Regions from separate parts of the Mus musculus genome. Here region 1 is linked to region 2. The links are chromatin loops, found by intact Hi-C in ENCODE. Cell type or tissue: left cerebral cortex. All regions are shown on one strand.

Region 1 (2,500 bases), 1.1 Mb after region 2:
GCCAGGAGTCTAAACAGGCAGCTCTGGTCTCTGTGTGTATAACCTCCAATTCAGGTGACTCTGATGCAGGTGGACCCTTCAGGATGCATATGCCACTTTTCCACCTGGAGAAGATAGCTGCGTGACCTCTAGCAAGGTCCTTAAACTCTATTGTTTAAGACTGTTTTCTTCACTCTTAGACACTAAAGGTTTCATTTTCACTAGCTGTTCACAGAAGATCATCAACTCTAGACTGCTGTGTGCCAGGGCACCACCACCACCACCACCACCAGCAGGACAAGGAAGTTTATAGAAAGACGGGGAGGGTAAATGAGATCAGAGTAGCAGTGGGCTGGCTGGCAGGCCCGATTTCTGAAAGAAGTGTTTTAGAAAGCACTAAACATTCTAGAGCTATCCGTATGGCCAGGCATGTAAGGAGGGAAGAAAGGGAAATGTCCCCATGGCCACATGAGTACTATCTGTGTATCTGTGTAGAAAAATCCCTGTTAAGCTCCATTGGTGGGTGCTGTGGGGCTGGGTCCTCGAGTGACAGTGAGTGGCCTGGTATGTGCTTTCATGGGGAAGTCGTTCTGGTGATTTCTGCAGATCCCTCAGTATGAAGAGGTGAACAGAGTTTATCACAGGCAGCAGATGGGTACAGTGCTGAGGACGCTGGACAAGGTGGGCAGCCACCCTTGATGGAACCTTTCTCCAGCCCAGCCCTTGTCCAATAAGGAAGATAGGTTGACCTTTACCCAGGGCCTTTCCCAGCTCACTGTAGCCTCTCCAGTTACCCAGACTTAGGGGAAAACATCTCAAACAGGATAGATGCTGCTCCAAAGACACATCAGGTCTAAACGAGCTACGGGGAAACTGAACTCCAGCTGCCACTCAAAGCATTTTGTAAATGCTCTCACTTTGTGTATGAAAGTTTGACTCACACATGCCACCCAGAGGCAGTAAACGGAATAGCTCATGATCGCGACCCTTGTGCCATTCTTTGTTTCTTATCGCCCTCCAGTGGTCATAATCTGTTATTGCTCTCTGAATGCAAATGGTCCCTTCAAGTCACCTTTTGGATGACTTAGGCATTTTTCTGAATATGGCTTCCTGTCTTGGCCCAAGTTAGTTTCTCTTCGAGATGCAGAGGAAACTAGACTGTTTGATTCTTGAGGATCTGAGGGTAAGATAAGAAGAAGACCTTGATCTTGACCTTGATCACAGAGAAGACCCAAGAACCTGGGTGCCATCTCAGAGGAGGGGGCAGGTGAAGAAGAGCAGGAGAATGGGAGAGACACATCCAGAGAAGGGCACATCCAGAGGGAGACATGGGCAAGTACGTGCTTTAGTGCCTTCTATTGCTCCTAGAGTTGTGTGGGGTGGGGAAAGTTGTAAATACTTCTGCAGGAATACGAAACGCCAGGCTGGAAAAGCAAGGACGTACCCACCACCAAAACCCAGAACAGGCGCCCCTGCAGGATGTTCAGCTGCCATGCCCTTGGATGTTCTCAGATGAAAGGCCCTTGGCAGGACTGTCCCGAACCTGCAAATACTCAGAAGGAGCCCCACTCTCCCCCAGAGACCCATTATTGCATAGCGACCACCAGCCCATGGCCCACTATATGTCTCTGCCTTTGGTGGCCTCCACAGGGCATCTGGAAATCTAAGACACATGGCGGATGCATGTCCTAGTTATTCATAAGGTATATTCATAGCTCTCCACACTGGCACATCAAGGCCTGCTCTGTCCTCTTATGAAACAGTTGGCTATTGTACAATGCACAGTGCCTTCCATTCTTCTGGCCTTTATACAGCTGGTTTCTGCCTGCTGTTGTGTGCCTAGCCTGTTGGTCACTTCTGCCCTCTTCACTGTTCAGGTGACTCCTCTAAACCCTTTGCTTCAGGCTTCCAGGTCCACAGCTCACTCCCTACTCATTGCCCGGGTTCCTCTCTATTCCTTTCTTCCCTCCCCACTCCCATGATCATGGAAGCATGGGCTCTGGCTTCCTCTCATATTTACTTACCATTTTTCCCTGCCCTGTGTTAGCGTGGGAACTGAATAATTGGAATTTAACACATATGCATACACTCCTGTAGATGCTACACATAAAATGCACATCCCTATTCCTGGCCAAATTGATCCCAACGGAGTAGGGGAGAGATTTTGATGAACCTAGGAAATCAATGGACTTAGGTCGAGACCCACAGTCTGCTCTGTGATGCTGACACTGGCATCAGCTCTGGAGCGTGATGGGTGGAGACAAGGTGTGCCCTGGGAGAGTCTTGTGAATGGGTGACTACTGTATGCATCTGTGTGTGTGTGTGTGTGTGTGTGTGTGTGTGTGTGTGTGTGTGTACACGTATGTCTGGTCTCCTTAAATGTTCAAAGGATTTAACCATACAGCACGATAGGTCATAAAGCAGGCTCACTCTAGTTTGGTTTCCTGTTTCTGTGATAAAACGCCAACCCCAAAACAGCTTGTAGAGCGAGGAAAGGGTTCATTTGACCTTTGTGTGATAG
Region 2 (2,500 bases):
TTGCTGGTAGAACACCTGGTTCTCATCTCTGTCACTGGCATTCGATGGTGGGGACTGACATGACGCATGGTCCAGAGCCAGGCTGTGGTGGTGCACGCCTGCAATCCCAGCACTTGGGAGGCAGAGGCAGGTGGGTCTCTGAATTTGAGGCCAGCCTGGTCTACAGAGGGAGTTCCAGGTCAGCCAGAGATAAACTGAGAAACCTTGTCTGGAAAAAGAGAAAAAGGAAAAGGAAAGAGGGGCTGGTAAGATGGCTCAGCAGTTAAGAGCACTGACTGCTCTTCCAAAGGTCCCTAGTTCAAATCCCAGCAACCACATGGTGGCTCACAACCATTCATAACGAGATCTGACACCCTCTTCTGGTGTGTCTGAAGACAACTACAGTGTACTTACATATAATAAATAAATAAACCTTAAAAAAAAAAGGAAAGAAAAAGGAAAGAAAAGAAAAAGTCCAAATATCTACCAGCGCTCCTCAGCCTCAGGCAGGGCTTTACAACTCCCCAGTGGGAACATTTGAGGGTTGGAGCGAGTACTCTTTTTTTTTTTTTTTAAAGGGACAGAGACTTGTCACCCAGCGATTGAATCCCTGCTGAGTTAAGGTGGCAACTGAGTTGGCCTCTTACAGAGCCCCTGCCTGTCACCGTGAACTCTTTTTTCAGCGGCCTGAGTTTAAGGAGTGTCTGGGAAAACAGGACAGACTGAAGTCATGGTTATTTTACAGATCTGTTTGTTTATGTGACAGGGTGCTACTGTGTAGTCCTGGCTGACCTGGAGCTTGAGATAGAGACTAGGCTGGCCTTGAATTTTTAACAATCCCATCTTCCTGCCTTTGTCTCTAAGTGCTGGGTTTATGTATGGGTGTGTACCACCGTGCCCGGCTATTTTTTTAAAAAAAAAAGGTTTATTTATTTATGTCGTGAACCTCCGTGTGGCTACTGGGAATTGAGTTCAGGACCTCTGGAAGAACAGCCAGTGTTCCTAATTGCTGAACCATCTCTTTAGCCCCTAAATTTTTATTTGTGAGTATGTATGTATCCACTCACATGTTTGAGGGTATCTTTGGAGGTTAGAAGAGAGCATTAGGGTAGTTGTAAGGCGGTGGAATTAAACTCTAATCCTCTGTGAGAGCAGTAACCACTTTTAACCGCTCAGCCATCTTTCCTGCCCCCTCAGTTGCCTTTAGGGAAAAATACAGAGACTGGGAGAAAGTTTGGCAGCTGACTGTAAGAAGAACCAGTTCTGAGACCCCTTCCTGTTCGTAGATTGTCCTCCGGGAGCCTGTCTCTTTGGTTGACATCCGGGTGTCAGACTTTAGCTGTTGAACAGTGCCATCTTTCTATGAAGCTGCCCAGTGCCTGTGCTAGCTGAACTTTGCCTGTGGTCTGCAGATTCTGGATCCTTGCAGGACGTTCCATAGGTGGCGCTGTTGCACTTACTTATTATTTTTAAAGCTTTTTTTTTTTTTTTTTTTTTTTTTCCGGCTTCTACAAGAGGACCCAAAACCAGGCTCCTTGAATACGATTTCTTCATTTGATCCCCAGTACATACCCGGAAAAAGCCTTCTGGATATATGTGTTTTTCTCTGGTCAGCTCAGAGCGAGGGTTGCAGATTTGCTATCAGAGCAGCAGTGAAACTGGACTTTCTCTTGAGTATTAGGTAATGGTTAGCCATGATGTCACAGCTCTGCAGCGCCTTGCAGATGAGAAGAAGGCTGCCTGCCAGGTCTTAAATCTCCACTCCTGTGCTTATTAGCAAGCACCATCTAGGGTCTGGAGGAGATCCTGGCTTCCGGATCAGCTGAGGTGGTTGCGTGAAGGTGTGAAGATTCATCTATATGCATTTGGTGTGTTACTGACCTTTACGTGATACTGTGTGTTTCAAGTCAGCTCTGGCCACCCATCCTCAATAAGGCAGTCGAACCAAATTAAAGGTGGGAAGCAGGAAAAAGAAGATTTATTCCACGTGACCACATTGGGAAGAGGGATGAGAGTCTTGTTGTGTAGCCCAGGCTGGCCTCGAACTTGGTCCTGTCTTCTCTTCCACCCCTATTACTGAGATTGCAGGCATGCACCTCACGCTGGGTGTTGGATCCATCATTCTATGTTTGATTTCTAAGGAGTCAGAATAGGGAGAAATAGCTTTGTGAAGAAAGATCCACTTAAGAAGTAAGAGAAGGGGCTGGAAAAATGGCTCAGTGGTTAAGAGCACTGACTGCTCTTCCAGAGGTTCTGAGTTCAATTCCCAGCAACCACATGGTGGCTCACGACCATCTGTAATGGGATCTGATACCCTCTTCTGGTGTATCTGAAGACAGCTATAGTATACTCATATACATAAATAAGTATTTAAAAATGTTTAAAAAAAAAGAAGTAAGAGATGAGTGAGGCCTGGTGTGCAGATTTGTAATCTTGGGGTTTATAATCTTAGTTATGGAGGAGGCTAAGGTAGGAGGCTGGCAAGTTCAAACTTCAAGGGCTGCCTGGTAACTGAGCAAGA

The links. Hi-C counts contacts between places; a loop is a spot of excess contacts. Peaks named below come from ENCODE experiments on the same cell type or tissue, not always from the same donor. Only the 100,000 strongest peaks of a DNase experiment are listed, where the experiment ranks them.
Region 1: it touches region 2 in a loop (5-fold over the local background); 11 of 42 quality-filtered maps call a loop at or near these places.

The regions. Positions count from the first base shown.
Region 1 is chr15:71,916,298-71,918,797 of GRCm38, reverse strand. All of the region lies in intron 23 of Col22a1 (collagen, type XXII, alpha 1), which reads left to right. Among named protein-coding and RNA genes, the nearest start is that of Col22a1, 120 kb to the left of the region's middle. In left cerebral cortex, a CTCF peak has its summit at 978 (motif pointing left); DNase peaks (open chromatin) are centred at 958, 1,312 and 1,728.
Region 2 is chr15:73,043,618-73,046,117 of GRCm38, reverse strand. The region is part of intron 4 of Trappc9 (trafficking protein particle complex 9); the gene reads left to right. Among named protein-coding and RNA genes, the nearest start is that of Trappc9, 16 kb to the left of the region's middle. In left cerebral cortex, a CTCF peak has its summit at 1,411; a DNase peak (open chromatin) is centred at 1,424; H3K4me3 peaks cover 283 bases; H3K27ac peaks cover 190 bases.